Linked DNA regions of Homo sapiens: region 2 is linked to region 1. A link is a loop called in an ENCODE intact Hi-C map of the cell type or tissue named here. Cell type or tissue: PC-3. All regions are shown on one strand. Each heading gives the region's core, and the rest is flanking DNA. Links, peaks and the distances in the headings are about the cores only. Region 1 overlaps POLR2H (RNA polymerase II, I and III subunit H). Region 2 has its middle 8.3 kb from the start of VPS8.

Evidence for each region. A loop is a pair of places that touch in the nucleus more often than their neighbours do. Peaks named below come from ENCODE experiments on the same cell type or tissue, not always from the same donor. Only the 100,000 strongest peaks of a DNase experiment are listed, where the experiment ranks them.
Region 2: it touches region 1 in a loop (3-fold over the local background); 11 of 110 quality-filtered maps call a loop at or near these places.

Annotation. Positions count from the first base shown.
Region 1 is chr3:184,368,555-184,376,554 of GRCh38, forward strand. POLR2H (RNA polymerase II, I and III subunit H) reads left to right here. Exons shown (of 6, transcript NM_006232.5): 6 at 1-37. It overlaps THPO (thrombopoietin), which reads right to left. Exons shown (of 6, transcript NM_000460.4): 2 at 7,693-7,850; 3 at 7,334-7,461; 4 at 6,961-7,047; 5 at 4,861-5,028; 6 at 3,381-4,624. The coding sequence starts at 7,705. The coding sequence ends at 3,959. Among named protein-coding and RNA genes, the nearest start is that of THPO, 5.7 kb to the right of the region's middle. In PC-3, for the core only: CTCF peaks have their summits at 3,179 (motif pointing right) and 3,379; a DNase peak (open chromatin) is centred at 3,157; H3K27me3 peaks cover 1,542 bases.
Region 2 is chr3:184,798,504-184,809,239 of GRCh38, forward strand. No RefSeq gene overlaps it. Among named protein-coding and RNA genes, the nearest start is that of VPS8, 8.3 kb to the right of the region's middle. In PC-3, for the core only: a CTCF peak has its summit at 4,951 (motif pointing left); a DNase peak (open chromatin) is centred at 4,948; H3K27me3 peaks cover 2,058 bases.

The sequences.
Region 1 (8,000 bases), core at 1-8,000:
TGTAAAAAGTCCATTTACTGTAAAATCGTTTTTTCCAGTTTGTCTGTGGTGTATTGTTTCTGGCCCACAGCCAGCTGATCACTTGTCAATGTAGGATCTATTCCAGCCTTTTGGTATCTGGGTTCAGGGTTATCTCAGTCTCCTGGCTGACTGTTCTCAACATTTATCCTCCAGTGTGGTTTTCAGTCTGGGAGAGAGTTGTGCTTTTGGCTCCTGAGGGTACCCCAGGCCCAGAAGATACCACCCATTTGGCGCAGAATTTTGAATTGGCAAGGAGCCCTGCTCATGTCCTTCCAACACTTTCAGTCTCTTAGGAAGTCAGTTCATGCTGACTTGAATGAGTCACTTGCATAGTCTAGAAATGTTCATTATTTTTATGGAAGCTTTGGGTAGAGGCTTTTAGCTACAGGCATGGGAGATGACTATGAAGAGAGTAGGACGAGAGGACTTGGTGGTTCTGGAAGCAGCTGGAGGAGCTGGCTCTCTGCTCTACATTCCAGTGGTGACCTGGGAGGGAGGGTAAGTGGAAGTGGACAGGGCAGCAATACCAATGAAGTTGGCAGGCCAGAGCCAGGGCCAGTGCCAGGACCATGTAGCGGCCTGACTACAGTCACTAACTTATGAGTAGGGGAAGAAAAAACATTAAGGAAATGGCTATGATAAGGGCTCCAGCATGTGAGCTGGCTCTTCAGCTTGGCATTAGAGGTCTCTAGGAAAGCATATGGGGTTCTGTTTTCCCCTAGGAAGTTTAGGGTAACAATCCAAAAAGATTCTCTGTGCATTAAACAGTTGTCTGTTTGATCTGGTTTTGCCTGGGAGCTGGTCCCCTGCTGGGATACCTGGGGTATTTCCTTCCCCATCATTTTCGGATCTTCATGTGAGGTGTTAGAAATAGTATTTAGGGAAATGGGTTGAAAATGAATGGCCTCAGCAGGGAGGAGGAAGAGGTGTTTCTTTTACCTTACTATGGGTAGAGTAGGGGGAGGGAGTTGGGATGAATTTTTATGAAATCCTAGAACCTTTCCATGGGGTGGGTTTTTTTGTGGGGTTGGAGAACGACAAATGAGAGTGAGACAAACGAATTACAAGTAATAGTGTGTAGGTTATCATAGACTGTCCTGGCGGTCTTGGGGTAGCAGAAGAAAGAGAACTGGTAGAGCATTGAATAGGGATAGGAGTGTTCTGGTTGTAATTGTTTTTTTGTGTTAGTGGGAAGAAGGGATGGGACCAACCAGACTGATTTGGGAATGGGTTAGATTTGTAATAGGGCAGGTAAGTTCACACTGGAGAAGCCCATGAGTTACTCGCATTTGCCCACAAGTGGAGTAAGTCACATACCAATACCAGATGCCTGGAAGTTTCTGGTGACATTTGCAGTTTTGACATTCTATTTCTTTTTTTCTTTTTTTTGAAATGGAGTTTCGCTCTTGTTGTCCAGGCTGGAGTGCAATGGCGCGATCTCGGCTCACCACAACTTCTGCCTCCCGGGTTCAAGCGATTCTCCTGCCCCAGCCTTCCGAGTAGCTGGGATTACAGGCATGTGCCACCATGCTCAGCTAATTTTGTATTTTTAGTAGAGACGAGGTTTCTCCATGTTGGTCAGGCCAGTCTCAAACTCCCAACCTCAGGTGATGCACCACCATGCCCAGCTAATTTTGTATTTTTTAGTAGAGATGGAGTTTCTCCATGTTGGTCAGGCTGGTCTCGAACTCCCGACCTCAGGTGATCCGCCTGCCTCGGCCTCCCAAAGTGCTGGGTGTGAGCCACCATACCTGGCCCTAAAGTTTTGCCATTCTTGTCTCTCATCTGTCTGTGCTGGGAACCCATCATTCTCTGGTTCTATTGGTGTATCGTGTCCTAGGTGCTGGCACTTTCATGTGCTATAAAGTGTTTCATTTGATTATTAAATTTAACCCAGCTCAATATGTCAGTAAGTTAGTTTCCACTTAACATTCCCTTGACTGCATGCTGGAATTTGTAGTATGAATGAACTACTTCTCTTCCATGCAGAAACTGACAGCATTTGAGATTTGGACAACATTTTTGAGCTTTGTGCATTTGTTGATTCCTTCTCTAGGAAAACTATTCTGTCCGTGAAGGGAGAGAGGGACATGGGAAGATGTCTAAATTGGTCACCTCCACTAAGAACTTTGGTTTTCTACTCAGAACTCTTTTTTTTTTTTGAGATGGAGTCTCACTCTGTTGCCCAGGCTGGAGTGCAGTGGCGCGATCTTGGCTCACTGCAACCTCCATCTCCCGGGTTCAAGACTACAGGCGCTTGCCACCACACTCGGCTAATTTTTCATATTTTTAGTAAAGGCAGGGTTTCACCGTGTTGGCCAGGATGGCCTTGATCTCCTGACCTTGTGATCCGCCTGCCTTGGCCTCCCAAAGTGCTGGGATTACAGGCGTGAGCCACCGCGCCCGGCCTCAAAACTCTAACTGTTACTCCTTAAGGACTTGTATGTCTTTCCCAGTAAACAGAATCATTAAATGACATATAGGACAGTGTACCACACTGGAGAGAGTATGGACCCTAGAGTGAGGTCAGACTAGGGTGTTTCTTCTCCTGCCCACAGGGCGTGTAACCACTGATAACTCACCTGGCTTCTCTGAGCCTCAGTTTCCTCATCTCTAAAACAGAAAAGATAATACCTACCTTACAGAGTTGTGTGAATGTTACAAAAGGTAAAGTACACGAGGTTCCTAGCACATTGCCTTTCATTCTGCTGCTTTGGAATGCCTTTGGTGACCCTGGGGTATTTGTGGCAGTGTTTGGGTTTCTGGGTTCCTGGCTCCTCTACCTCCGTGGTAGCCTTTCCTTCCTCAGGGGTCGGGGAGAGGAAGAAGCTTCCACTAGTTTTCCTACAGGAACCTCTGGAGGTAGCAGGTTGATTTTTGCAGTGGAATTTGTGTTTTTGTGCAACACAAACCTTTTCCTGAGCACCAAGGCAGCACTTATTTGCAAAGCCCCATAAGCCTGACTCCTTTTTAGAGATCCCCTAGCAGAGTTTATGGTGGTCACACAGAGCTGCTTTTTAGATGCATTTGCGGGAACTGGGAAATGAGCCTTCAACTTGTACTTGACTTGTACTTGTTCTCCTGCTGTGTGAGCTCAAGGAGCCTGACTCATGCCACTTCCTGCACTTCCTCCTGACCTCCACAGGAGGGAGGCAGGCGTCCATGCCTGGCAAAGCCTCCTGCTGAGCTGCCAAAGCTCTAGCTGTTTGCTCAGCTGTCACATCCAGGTCCTGTCTTTACTGAACTGTCTACACAGCCTTACCTGGGGTGTGAGGCTCTCCAAGGCTTCCTGTTAGCTTTTTTGTTTGGGGTGGCAGGGTGAGGGGGATCTATTGCCACCCTCGAAGAACATCTTTCCCTTGCTTTTTAGGGAGCTTTTCGGCGCTCCCATTTATTCCTTATACAGGCTCAGTTTTGTCTAGTGTATAGGGACAGCATTTCTGAGAGAAAGCTTATTCATTTCTCAAGAGTAAAGATCTGTTAAGAATATGGGATCAGAGTCCCACTGAGAATGATAGTAAAGGGGATGGGGGCGTTGGAAGGCCTTGAATTTGAAGCAAAGGAAATTACCCTTTCTCTGTTTTCTGACTCAAGGTTAGTCTCTCCCTCTGTTCAACTGCCAGGCCAGCCCAGGCCTTTGCAGAGTTATCACAGAAAAAGAGCATGTAGAGAATCAGTGAGTTGCAAATTTCTGCAGAAAATAGACCAAAGAGCTAGCTGCTCTGATGAGTATTGCTGATAGCTTAAAAAAATAGCTTCTGAAGGTTTATAATGTACAGTGAAAAATGATTCCCTTTTCAGTCCTGTGTATCCCTTTTACCAGGGCTTTGGGTTTCAGGAGAAAGTAGGAAATCTTGTCCAGTTGTCTCCCAGGGGCGCCCTGCAGGGAAGGGAGCTGTACACGAGACAATGCTGATGTCGGCAGTGTCTGAGAACCTTACCCTTCCTGAGACAGATTCTGGGAGTGGGTGTAGGATGTGTTTAGAAGAGGGCTGGTAGGGGTGGGCGTTGGAGCAGAAGGGTCAGGAAGCAGGGGGTGGAGCTGGACCACAGGGGTGGGCAAGGTGGGTGGAAGAGGGAAGAGCGTATACTGTCCAGTAGGAGGATGGGTTGGGGAAGGAGAATATCCAGGCTGGAGGTTGGGTGGCAGGGAGCCTGTGTCTGATGTTCCTGAGGAAATGTCCGGGGCTCCTAGGGTCCTGCGTGAGGGTCCAGGAAAGAGTCCACGAGTTCCATTCAAGAGTTCGTGTATCCTGTTCAGGTATCCGGGGATTTGGTCCAGGGACCTGGAGGTTTGGTTCAGCAGACCAGGAATCTTGGCTCTGAATCCCTGCTGCCACTTCAGAAGCCCAGAGCCAGTAGTTCTGGCTGAGGCAGTGAAGTTTGTCTCCAACAATCCAGAAGTCCTGTTTGGGAGCTCGTTCAGTGTGAGGACTAGAGAGGTTCTGCTGGGGACAGCTGTGGTGGGTGGGGCCCGCCTGACGCAGAGGGTGGACCCTCCTACAAGCATCAGGAAACGCACCTTTCCTCGGAGCAGGTGTTGGAAGCTCAGGAAGATGGCATTGGGATCCTTGTGAGCTGTGGTCCTGCCCTGTGGAGGAAGCTGAGGGCAGAGGATGGTCCTGAGGCCAAACACCAGGGCCAGATCTCAGGCCTCCCTTGTCTAAGTAGGAAAGACAGGATGCCAGTACCCAGGCATTGTGGCTGGCAGGGAGCACTCTTAGTAGATCAGCTCTTCTGCCCTTGAGCTCCCTGGAAGAGCCCTTCTTCCCTCAGGTCTTCTAGGGGGACTGAGTCAGAAAAGAACAGTTTCTACAGATCCCTTGACTGGGGACTTACCTGGGTTCCAAGGAGGCTCTGCAGGGCCCCAAGGAGGAGACGGACCTGTCCAGAAAGCTGCCCCAGGAGGGATGAGAGGCAAGTGGGTCCCAGTTGTCCCCGTGCTGCCATCACTCCCTCCAGCAGAAGGGTCACTGCTCCCAGAATGTCCTGTGCCTTGGTCTCCTCCTGAGAAAGAGATGGAAGAGAGAAGCGCACTGCCTCAAAGGGCACACTAAAAGCGGGTGGGGAGCCTTAGGAGTAGCCAGCAGAGTGAATCATACAGGCTGAGAACTGGACAGGACCAAGGTCCCACCCAGGGCAGGAATTCCTTCACAGTCTCCCGACAGCTGGTCATCAGCCTCTGCTTCAAAAACTCCCGTGTCCTCTAGTCCAGCCTGGTCTTACACTTGGTTTCAGTGAGAAGAGCTCCTTTTTTCTTACGTTGCTGAAATCTGCCCTGTTACAGCTTTTACCTCTTGGTTCTAGTGCTGCAAATTTACTCTTTCTGCTGCAAAACCTTAGGATCATTTGATTTTTAAACTGAATGAAGGCTGGGTGCAGTGGCTCACGCCTGTAATCCCAGCACTTTGGGAGGCTGAGGCAGGTGGATCACCTGAGGTCAGGAGTTCAAGATCAGCCTGGCCAACATGGTGAAACCCCATCTCTACCAAAAATACAAAAATTAGCTGGGCATGGTGGTGGGCACCTGTAATCCCAGCTACTTGGGAGACTGAGGCAGGAGAATCGCTTGAATCCGGGAGGCTGAGGTTGCAGTGAGTTGAGATCATGCCACTGCACTCCAGCCTGGGGGATAGAGTGAGACTCCGTCTCAAATAATAATAATAAATAAACTAAATGTAGGTATGAGACTCTACCATAATGATCATAAGGATGAAAAGAAAGGACTAGAAGGGACCCATAGGAACTGCCCTTCTTCCCTGACTCAGTCCTGAAGGAAGAAGGGACGCTAGGGTTCTTGAGGATAGATTTTAGTTTTTTAAACTATTGCCCATAAAACATGCTTCTAGTCTCTTTCTGTTCAGGCTGCTGCTTTCTAGACACATGTTAGTTTAATATGGTCCCTCTTAATAAATTAGCATATGTCTTCAGGGGGATGTCCGGTGTTCAGGCCAGTATATTTAAGTGTAGTCCACTCGGAATAGAGTTCTGTACGAGCATTTCCACAATGGGGATGCTAAACATCAAACAGACAAGAATTACTAGCTTTAAGAATAGCAGCTTCAGTAATGTTACATGGTAAGTTTGGGGGCAATTTAATTCTCTCAGATCCTTTTCGTAGGAAGTGCTAGGGCCAGAGGCTTAAATGATGGAAGCAGGGCATTGTGGCCTGAAAGCTGGAATAGGACTTTACTCATTAATTTACACATGTAGAATTTTTTTTTCTTTTTGAGACGGAGTTTTGCTCTTGTCACCCAGGCTGGAGTGCATTGGCATGATCTCAGCTCACTACAACCTCCACCTCCTGGGTTCAAGGGATTCTCCTGCTTCAGCCTTCCAAGTAGCTGGGATTACAGGCATGCACTACCATGCCCGGCTAATTCTGTATTCTTAGTAGAGACGGGGTTTCGCCATGTTGGCCAGGCTGCTCTCAAACTCCTGCCCTCAGGTGATCTGCCTGCCTCGGCCTCCCAAAGTGCTGGGATTACAGGCGTGAGCCCCCGGCCCACATGTAGAAGTTTATATCTCTGTTGTTTCACCTTGTTTTTGACCTAGTCTTTCAGTGATTTGAATCTTGATTCAGTCTTTTGTTATTTTAGTGGTACTTCCCAGCTTTGTGTCATCTGTGGATGACATATGAGTCTTGCTTCTTCATGCCAATTTAAGAAGACTGAACGGGAATAGGTCAAAGGCATGGCCATGAGCGATTTCTCTCCAGCTTTTCATGGTGTTCAGCTTCAAATCTATTCACATATTGGACCTGCAAGCCATCATCTTATCCACAGGCTATCATCATAGGTGAATGTAGATTGGGTTAGGGTGGCCAAGCTGAAGGTGAGATATTTTTAAAAAGCTCAAGAATGTTGGAGAATCCATGGGAAGCAGTGGGAAACTGAAGACAGGACTTAGGGAAGCCAAGGTTAGGGATGGCTTTCTTACCATCTGGGTTTTCCATTCTCCCAAGCTAAAGTCCACAGCAGGCAGCAGGACAGGTGTAGGCAAAGGGTGAACCTCTGGGCACTGGCTCTGTTGAAAAAGATTGGTGGGGGGAGAAGGGAGCTGAAATAGAGAGAGCTATGGTAGCCTAATAAGCAGGCTAGTCCTCCATGAGTACTATCTCTAGACGAGAGCTTTTAAATGCGGGCTGTATTGTGAAGAATAATCCTTGTCAGAGAGTGTGATCAGTAGGTGGGGACAATATGGGAAGAATAGTCATTGGGTCAAGGAGTTAGAGGAAGTGATGGTGTCTTCCTGGGAGTATGGGTGTCTTACCAGTTACGCGGATAAAGGGGATAATGTTGGGAGTTCTCACCAGTCTGCTGTGAAGGACATGGGAGTCACGAAGCAGTTTACTGAGGACTCGGAGGTCACAAGCAGGAGGAGCCGGGCTGGACAGCGTTAGCCTTGCAGTTAGGAGAAGCATGACCACGAGGAGCAATTCTTAGATGAGGAGAGGTGAGGTTGAAAGATGAGGAGGAAATCATTGTCAGCTGGTATTCCAGGAATTCCCATTCAGGACCCAGACCTGAAACCCAGGGAATCCACCCCTCAGACCCCTTATTTTTGGGAGAATGGGTTCCCCCAGCTTCCTGCCCCCTGCAGCGTGTCTCCTTTCTCTCTCCCCTTCTGTCATGTTTCCATATGGCCCTAGCCCCTCAGGTGTGTTCTCACCAGTCAGCTCCATTCTGGCCGGGGTGTCTGGCTGGCGTGGCTCCCTGTTTGGGGCCTCTCCCCTGAATCCTTCCTGGGGCCATGGAGGCGGCTTAGGCTCTTGCACTTCTGGGCAGAGTAGGGTGGGGCAAAGGCGGGCCAAGGGTGAAGAATCTATCCTGAAAGTAGCAAGAAGAGTGAACATTTAACCAAGTTTCTAGGAAGAGACTGCCTGGCAGGGTGAACAGATGCTGGGGAGGGCTTGAGATGCTGACCAGCCTGGAACTGCCAAAGCCCTGAATTCTCTCACATTTTCTTGTGATGAAAGC
Region 2 (10,736 bases), core at 1,302-9,301, 430 kb after region 1:
GCATTTCCCAAATAAACTACTTAAGTCTCAGAGTCTGCTTCTGGGGAAACCCAAACTAAGATAACTTCCTTATAGGAAGATGAGGATTTACCTTCCTGCCAACTTCTTTCCCTGAACACATTCTCTTAATATCATTGTAGCATGGTTTTTAGTTAAATCAACATTCAGTATATACATTATTATGACTATGTAAATATTGCTTGCAACCGAGCAACATAAACTAGGATTATATTTTTTAAAAAAGCATTTCCCTTTAGAGTTAATAATACCTTCTTTCTTTTCTTTGCTTAGTTTTCTATGTACTTATCACTAATTTGTCCCCAACTCTCTTATAGAGTAGAACTCTATATAGTAAAATAAATCATGTTATCTCTATGTTCTATTATTTCCTTGGAAACCACTCCTGAAGCCTGGAGTTTTCCTGCTCCAATGTGGACTGGTTGCTTTCCTGGTTTGCTACGCAACTATTATCCTGGGGCTCCCTTCATTATCATTCTAGAAAGTTCTTTTCCCTCTCTCTCCTATATGAATTCCCCTATTGTCTGTGTCCCATGTCTTCTTTCATGATTTACTTTCTCTTCACGTCTTTTATGAGAATGGGTACATCAGAGACAAATTATTTGAAATCTGGAATGTCTGCAAATAACTTTGTTCGTGTTTTATTGACAATTTGACTTGCTAGAGAATTCTAGAAAAAAAATTGTCTCCCAGAATTTGGTGGAAATTTGTCTACTGTCTTCTAGCTTCTTCTTTTTTTTAAATAATTTTTAAAATGATTTAAAAATTTTTAAATGATTTATTTGGTAATTATTCCCCAGACTTTTCTCAGTTCCTCCTTCTGGAGCTCCTGCTTTTATTTGTTTCTATTTTACTTTACATAGTAATTTATTTCAAAAGTATATTTAATACTTACACATGTATTATTTTATTAGCTACTTTGTAATATGATTATACATTTTTGCATTTGAAATGCTTTATATATTTAATTCTGCAATTTTTTAATTTTATGAATTCTGTTTTTTACAATGTTATTGAGGTATATTTGAGTTTTATAAAATTTCCCCATTTTGAGTGTACAATTTAATGGCTTCACTGGGCGCAGTGGCACCTGCCTATAATCTTAGCTACTCACGAGGCTGAAGTGGGAAGACTGCTTGAATCCAGGGGTTTGAGACCAGCCTGGGCAATATATGAAGACTCCACCTTAAAAAAAAAAAAAGACTTTTAAATTCACCAAGTTCTACAACCATCACCACAAACAAATTTTAGAATGTTTCCATCACCCCAGTAAGATCCCTCATGCCCATTCCAGCATTTTTTCCCAGTGTATTCTGAACCCCAATCATTTGTAGGTGACCTAGTTTTTCCTCTCTACAAGGTTCTGCTCTTTATTTCTGATATGTTACAATGATGTGCCTTAATGTGATTTTTTTTTACTATCCTGGAAAATTTTCAAAGAATTTATTTGGTAATTATTCCCCAAACTTTTCTCAGTTTCTTCCTACGGGAATTCCTGTTATTCTGGCATTGAGCCTTCTGGAGTAATTGTTTGATGCTTTAATCTTTTTCTTTTATTAATTCTTTTTGTCTTTATTTGCCTTATTTTTAGGAGATTTTCTAGTTTTTTGTCTTCTAAACCTATACAATATTAAAACTTTAGCAATCTTGATTTCCAAGAGCCCATTCTTATTCTCTGAAGGTTTTTTTTCCATAGCCCCTGATATTGTTTCCTGGGTTCAATGGTTTTCTAGCCCTCTAAGGATATTAAATATGCCGTTTAAAATTGCAGTGAATTCTCTGAATTGTCTCTGCTTCGCCTGAGTTTTCCTCCCTCCCTGCCTCCCTCCCTTCGTCCCTCCTTCTTTCCTTCTTCTCCCTTCTCCACCTCTTCTTCCCCCTTTTTCTTCTACTGGGTTTTGCTTTAGATCCTCTCTTCCTTTCCTCACCATCCGTTCATATTGAAGAGTGAGGCACTGAAAAGCTCATTGAAATCTCTGTGTGTTGGGGCAGGGCTGGTTTAGTGGCAGGCCGCACCTTAAGGTTATCAGGTAGGAAGCTAATGTTTTACTGGGGATTCCCCAACCAAGGTCAACCAATGCCATTATCAACAGGTCTTTCTCTTGAGCCAGTCAGTTTACCCAGCAGGACCTTCCCCAGCCTCTTTCCTCTAGAATGTAAGCCAGGCTTCCAGAATTCTGGGCTCCCCCGCTTTCCCTTCCCATCAGAAGGAGTGGGTGATCACATTGCTCAAGAATGAGACTTCTGCCTGACCAACATGGTGGAACTCCCTCTCTACTAAAAATACAAAAAAATTTAGTTAGCATGGTGGCACGTGCCTGTAATCCTAGCTACTCAGGAGGCTGAGGCAGGAGAATCATTTGAACCTGGGAGGCAGAGGTTGCAGTGAGCCGAGATCACACCACTGCACTCCAGCCTGGGTGACACAGCAAGACTCCATCTCAAAAAAAAAAAAAAAAAAAAAAAAGAATGAGACTTTCACTTGATCATCCTGCTTTCTCTATGCTGCCTTACCTCTTCATCTTCCATGCCTGGTGCCTTCCCCAGATCCAGAATCTCTCCTTCAGCCTCTCCAGAGATTAAGCCTGTGTTTTGCAGGGTGGGATGAACAAAGCTGTTTGCCAGGGCTGGAGAGGAGAAGCTGACTTTCAGCTCATCCTTATGTTTGCAGCCCACTCCATCCCATTAACTTCACAGTTACCCATACCTCCATTTTCTAAACTCTTCCGTTCTTATTTTTTGTTGTTTTTCATGTCAAATTGGCTTCCTTTTTGAAAGCATCTCTGCCCCTTGCCTGCCCTGCAGCCAGCTTTTTTTTATCTGCTAAGTCAGTTAATACTCATCCAATGGGATCTTTCTTCCAAAATTCTTTGACATCATCCATCAGCTGTTGTCTTTTCTCTTGTTCTGATAGTTCTTGTGGGTTTAGACTTTACTACTTTACTGTCATTGTAGGAACAGAGTCAAACACATGGGCTAAATGTGCCAAGTCTAACCAGAAATTCTCTCCCTGTCCCTGCTGCCACACTCTTCAGCCTGACTCACGTTTCCAGCCTGGAATGCTTACTACTCCCCAGACAAACCCAGCTCTTCTTGGCCTCCTTACCTTTGCTGATAACGTTTCTGGAATGTACTCCTTGTCTCCTTTCCATCAAGACTCATCTTAGGGATCATACCCATGAAACCTCCTCCAATTTACCGCTGCTAGAGAAACATCTTGTCCTTTCTAAAGCTCATGTCATGTGCATGTTTCACCTCTCCTGAGGCACCTATGGTATGAACATCCATCGCTCTGCTATACAAGTTCTTTGAGGGAAGGGACAACAGCTTACCGTCTTTGAATCCTCTTCAGCCAGCAGTTGATCTACCTATCTATCTATTATAACAAGAACCATAAAAATTAAATGTCTGCCATAATGTGTACAGGCATTTTAACCACAATGGTCTCTAACACCTACAGTAATTCTACAAGGTAGGGTATTAGATTTAATTTTTAGATGGACACTCTAAGAGGTTAAACGACTTCACCAAGGTCCCATAGCCAGCCAAAGGCAGGATCTGAATTGAAGCACTGGTTTCTTTGTCTCTAAAGTCTATGTTTTTTATCCCAGCTGCTTTGTTTCAGTTATCTTTTTAATTTTAACATTTTATTGCTACCTTTTTATTTTTAACTTGGGTACTTAACATTTTTCTTTCACCTGTATATTACTCCTGCCACTCTGAAAGTGCAGGTGCAGTGTGGTTATTTTGCTCATTCCAAACTCCTGTGCCTAAAGCAAGAACCCTCAGCTTGGCCCTGTGGATCCATATCTGTCATTTATCAGGCATAATTGACATATTGGGTCAAGCAATTAGTAACAAATATGGTTAAGGGCATGGGCTCTGAAGAGAGGTTCAAATCCTGGCTTCTCCACTTACTAACTATGAGTGTGGGCAAGTTACGACCTCTCTATGCTTCAGTTTCCTCTTCTGTAGAATGGGCTTAGTAACGCCTGCAGTATATACGACAAAAGGTAATGGCGAGAATTAAATACATGTAAACTACTTAGAAGAGTGTATGGCACTTTATAAGCACTAATTGATGTTACCTATTGTAGTCACATATTTTGTCTCATTTAACTTACATTTTATACCAACCCTATGGAGTAAAAATTATTATCCTAACTTTGCAGGTGAGGAAGCTGATATGCAGATGCAAATTGAGATCTTCCTGACTCTAAAAGCATTTTCTTTCTTTTCTTTGTTTCTTTTTTCTTTTTTTTTTTTGAGACGGAGTCTCACTCTGTCGCTCAGGCTTGAGTGCAGTGGCCTGATCTCAGCTCACTGCAACCTCTGCCTCCTGGGTTCAAGCGATTCTCCTGCCTCTGCCTCCCGAGTAGCTGGAGTTACAGGCGTGCACCACCATGCCTGGCTTGTATTTTAGTAGAGACGGGGTTTCACCATGTTGGCCAGGCTGGTTGTGAACTCCTGACCTCAAGCGATCTGCCCGCCTCCGTCTCCCAAAATGCTGAGATTACAGGCGTGAGCCACCGCGCCCGGCCTAAAAGCATTTTCTTAACCACTGTGCTATACAGCCAGAGAGACAGATGATACTTGTGGACATCCTGCAGGCTGTTAAATGTTGGCGAGCCTACGAACAAGAAGACACTGGTCTGGACACTGGTCTCCAGTGCAACTCCAGAGAGGATGTGAGGGTATCATTACTGGGTAGGGATGTGCCACCCCAGGCTGGGAGTCAGGAAACCTGAGCTCTAGGCCTCCCTGTTGTGTGGACCCCCACTCTCTGTACCCTCCACTACCACCCCCAGGCCTCATTTCTCTCATCTTAGAGATGAAGGGTAGCACTGGCCTCCTGGGGCTCCTTGTAAAGGCTCCCAGCAAAACCAGGTATCTGCTGAATGCCAGCACCATCTGGTGGCCATGGGCCATAACCCAAGCCCATTGCTCCCCACTGCCACTTGGTGGCCACTAATGCCACCTTAGGTTTGCCAGGCATTTCACATTAAAAAAAGAATCATTGACATGATCACATGCTATCTTTTCAGCAACTTGAAGAGATATGTAGGATTTGGTACTATCTTTTCCTGACAGGAAGCTGGGGCCCAAAGAAATTGGGTAAATGGCATGGAGTCACATGGCAAGCTCACTGGCTGTCACAGCCGGGTTTAAAAGGCTCCGAAATTTTTTTTTGTTTGAGACAGAGTCTCGCTCTGTCACCCAGGCTGGAGTGCAGTGGCACGATCTCGGCTCACTGCAACCTCCGCCTCCCGAGTTCAAGTGATTCTCCTGCCTCAGCCTCCTGAGTAGCTGGGATTACAGGCATGTACCATCACGCCTGGCTAATTTTTGTATTTATAGTAGAGATGGGGTTTCACCATGTTGGCCAGGCTGGTCTCAAACTCCTGACCTTGTGATCTGCCCACCTTGGCCTCCCAAAGTGCTGGGATTACAGGCGTGAGCCACCACGCCCGGCCAAGGCTCTGAGATATTAAAGCTACCTATGAAATAGACTTTGCAGGCATATCGAGAATATACCAAGTGCAAGATGCATTACACAGGTCATTTAATTTAGTCTGAGCATACAACCGAGACTCAGTGAGGTTTAATTTACTCAGCATATAGGGTGTGACAGAGGCAGGATTTGAACCCCAGATTCTATGACTCTAACCAGCCCTATTTTTCTCCTCCTCAATGTCTGGGGCTGGCCCTGAAGCATACAGAACAATTAAGGCTTCTACCCTCCAGAATTCTGCAGTTCTTTAGGATTGAATCCATAAATTTTAGCTAGGCTGATAGCTATCCAGAATATAGACTTCATTTTCCTGCCTTCCTTGCAGCTAGAAATGGACCAATGGTAAGTAAGCAGGACTGGTGTATGCAGTTTCAGAAATTAAAGGGAGTGGGCACACCCTTCTTTGCCAGCAGCTTCTAAAACAACTCCCAGTGACCCTACTTCCTGGAAGTCATGCCCTTGTGTAGTTGCCTCCCCTGGAGTATGGGCTGGAGCTTGTACTTCTAACAGATAGAGGGTAGCATAAAACAATGGAAAGTAACTTCTTTTTAAAATTATTTGTTTATTTATTAGAGACAGGGCTTTGCTCTGTCACCCAGGCCGGGGTGCAGTGGCACCATCATAGCTCACTGTAACCTCAAACTCCTGGGCTCAAGCTATCCTCTCACCTCAGTCCCCAGAGTAGCTAGTACTACAGGCATGTATTACCATGCTTGTCTAATTTTCTTATCTTTTGTAGAGATAGGGTCTTGCTGTATTGCCCAGCCTGGTCTTGAACTCCTGGCTTCAAGTGATTCTTCCACCTCAGCCTCCCAAAGTGCGAGGATTACAGGTGTGAGCCACCATGACCAGCCAGAAGTCACTTCTAAGATCAACTTACAAAAGACTGTGGCTTCCATCTCCCTGACATTCTTGCTGGCTCTTCTTGCTTGCTCACTTGGATGAAGCAAGCTACCATGCTGTGAGCTGTGTTATGGAGAAGCCCATGTGACAAGGAACTGAGGGCCCTCTGACCAACAACCAGTGAGGAACTGAGACCCTCAGTCCAACAGCCTGTGGCAAACAGAATCCTGCCAATAATCATGTTAGTGATCTTGGAAGAAAATCCTTCCCAATTTGAGCCTGGAGATTTCTACAGCTTGGGCCAACACCTTGGTTGCAGACTTGTGAGAGACCCAAACCAGAGGACCCAGTCAAGCCATGCCCAGAGTCCTGACTTATAGAAACTATAAGATAATGCATGCTATTGATTCATGCCTCTAATTTGTTGGGTAGTTACACAGCAATAGATAACTAATATACCTTCTTTCTTCCTTTCTTCTTCCTTGCTAATTGGAAAATGGATGTGATAGTTGGAACAGACATCTTGGACAATAAAACAGACTTGAGGATTGAGGCCCTACATGGAGGAACAATGAGATAATAGAAGTCTGGGCCCTGACACCGTGATGATTTTGAAATGTCTTTCTTTCTCAGCTGACTTCAACCCTTCCTCTTTTTGTGTTACCCTTTTATGTAAACAAGGCTATGTCCAAGCAAAGTGGCGAAATAGGTCAAATTTGCCTCTGATATCCTAGTTGTTTCTGCATCTTCTTTACTCTTTCCTTGACATTTTCCTTGTCTAATGCTCAGTCCTCTTCAGTCCTTGTCTAATGCCCAGTCCTGCCTAGGATCCCCTTTAAAGCCCAGATCCTAGCCCTGGACATTTCTCTCCACCCTCTTCTTGCTATTGAGTTCTGGCAGAATGCCCAGTTCTAAGTTCAAAAGGCTGATAAGTGATGTGATTATTTGCTGCAGGAGTACAGGAGCAGTGGCAGGGGTGGGGCTGGAAGACAAAATAAGCAGATTTCAAATGATAACATTTCTGGAATTGTGAAATTATTAGAAAGAGAAATTTTTTTTTCTAAGGCTGAAAGAAAGAGGGATGAGGGAAGGCATTAGAATGAATGAGTGAATGAAAAGTGAAAGCCAGCCTGCTGTTGAGAATACAAAACGGTAGAGAATATAGATACTATTCCTTTTACGACTTTGGGAAGCAATTTATGATTCCTGAGTCCCTCTTTTTTTGTTGCTATTCTAGTAATGTTTGGATATAAAACATGATACTTGCTATAGGTCAGGAGAATTTGGCCTTTTGAGCTTCCATAATTTATTTCTATCATGGATCTTGTAAATGTTGTGTTTTTTAGTGTTGTCTTCCTGGCTAGGGATCAGGTACTGGCTTTCATTCATATTTGTGTTCCTGGCAACAAGCACTGTGCCTGGCACATAATAGGTACTCAGTCAATGCTGGAGTATGCTGTAAGGGAGATCTTTATTCCTCGATCCTGACTTTGGAAGCATTCTCAGGTTCATGCATGTGACACCTCCTTCACACACAAATATAGGCTGTCATTGCAGAATTTGTTCATTTATGTCACACAAATTTATGGAGCTCCTACTCTGTGCCAGGTACTATTCTAGATGCAAGGAGTACAACCATAAACGAACTAGACAAAAGTCTCTGCTCTCATAGTGCTTATGTACTGGTGGGGAAGACAGAAACTTAACAGATAAATAAGTACACATATGGTATGTTGGATGATGACAAGTACTATAGAAAAAAATAAAGCATAGGAGAGTGGTGACAGAATGTGGGGAGGATGAGAGTGGCTAGGGAAGACTTCCCGGAGGTGACTGTGGCAGGAGCCAGCTATACTCCCTAGAATTCTGTGCTCCTCTACACTCCCTGGCCTCTGTCGTAATAAAGCAGGGCTGGGTGGCTGGTGCTGGCCAATGGACTGTGAGCCGAAGGGGCGCATGTCACTTTCAGGCCAAGGCAATTCAGAGTCAGTGGGCTTTCTGCACCCCTCTCTTCTGCCTCAGAGCATTTAGAGGCCATGTGTTTAGAAAACAGTGTCACCAGATGGAAAGAAACTGGGTTCCCGAGAACTGAGTGGAGAAGAGAACTGCTCCTCATCTTCCTTGTATTTATTGCCCTGACTAATGCAGTGACATTTGAGCAAAGCCCTGAAGAAGGTGAGTGAGTGAGCCAAGTGGTTATCTTGAGAGAGGAACACCCCAGGCAGAGGGAACATGAGAGTGACAGCTGGACTAGGTTGAATCACTTACAGAGAACCAATTTTATGCCTCTCCAGCCTGCTTGGACATTTTGACTCAATGAAGTTTGCATATGTATACATGCAAACACAAAACTAAAGACTCCTGATTTTTAGATTAAAAACCCTGTACACCAGGTTTTGGTTTTGGCTTTTAAAATCATTATTATTTTCATTATTATTTATTATTTTTTTGAGACAGAGTCTCGCTCTGTTACCCAGGCTGGAGTGCAGTAGCACGATCTCGACTCACTTCAACCTCCGCCTCCCAGGTTCAAGCGATTCTCCTGCCTCAGCCTCCTGAGTAGCTGGGATTGCAGGTGCCACCACGCCGGGCTAATTTTTGTATTTTTAGTAGAGACGGGCTTTCGCCATGTTGGCCAGGCTGGTCTCAAACTCCTGACCTCAGGTGATCCATCCTCCTTGGCCTACCAAAGTTCTGGGATTACAGGCGTGAGCCACCTCATCCGGCCAAATTATTTTAATAAGCTTGATTCTTTAGAGTGATTTTAGGTTCACAGCAAAATTGAGAGGAAGGTACAGAGACTTCTCATACACTGCCTGCCCCAGGCACAGATGGTCTCCTCCACCAGAGTGCTACATTAGTTACAGCTGATGGACCTGCACTGACACATCATTACATCATTATCATCCACATCTACAGTTTACCTTAGGGTTCATTCTCGGTGTTGTACATTTTGTGGCTTTGGACAAATTTATGATGTTTCCACTATTATAGCATCATACAGAATCATTTCACTGCCCTAAAAGTTCTCTGTGCTCCAACAAGTTCCCTTTTTAAAAAAGGAAAAGAGGCCAGTTTATTTTGTGATTGTGAGCAAAAAAGAAATGACAAAGGCATCCATCTCCTATTCTCTGCCTTTTGCTCTCAGGAACAGACATTTTTTTCCTTCAGAAGAGATGTGGCTTATTCTAGATGCAGGGGTAATAGTGATGTCTGGGTCGAGGTCTGCATCCTTCACTCTTGGGGAGAGCTGGAGGCAATAGAGCCGGTGTAAGGACACCATCCAACTGTGGCAGCCCTCAGTGGCGCCCTCTTCTAGCTCCTGTGCACCCCGCAGGCCAGCCCTCACTGCTTCCCAAGGCTCTGAGAGCTCACATGCAACCTTTTTTCTCATTGGCTTAATTTCTCTTAAGACCACTTCACAAAAGCTCCATTGTAATCACTATCTGCTCAACTGCTTTCTCTTACTTACAAGTTTAGTAAACACAAACATTCTTCTGTCTAGGTCTTACTGACCTGTAGAAAGTTAACTGATGAATGGTACATTTTAAGTCAAAACATACTCTCTGAACCCCAAACATAGTAGAGCTTTTGGTACTCTTTCCAAAAAGAAGAAAATCATTACACTATTCTATATGGAAAAATTCCAATATATAAGCTGATGCAAATTTTGCCTTGCAAAAAAATCTCAATACCTGTGTTTAGATAAGTACAAATGAAACTTTAAGAAATTCCAGTATCACTGTTTCTCAAACTTGGATATCGTTCAGATCCTTTGTAAGGGGAAAAGATTCTCACAGATATCTAGAGTTAGCTTATAATTTTTTATAATGTTGCATACATATATGTGTATGTATATATGCAAACACAAAACTAAGAGCTCCTGATTTTTATAGATTTTATGCATCTATAAAACTAAAAAAATAAATTGAATACAAACAAAACTACCAAATGAGGAAATGCAAATCTACAATTTTGATTTAATATAAGGAATGATATTTTGCTGGAGCCAATATTCACATGAATATTGTAATACTGTGTGATGACTCAATTCTCCCACTACCCTTTGTTAGTGCAGCACACCACAATATAATTTGCCTATAACTTGGTGTGACCACATCATTTATTTTAAACATCATTCTCTGTTTTTTTTTCCTCACAAGTCTGTAACAATTCACTCAGTACTATTTGCAATCACAAATCCAGCAGTGAAACTGCATTCCCAGAATAATTATAAAGGGCTGATAAATTTATATAGATATTCCACTCCAATAGTAATCCCATACAGGTTAAAATGAGAGACCATTTCATCTATCATATTGGCAAATCTTTTTTTTTTTAAGATAAAATAAATGCCAGTGGG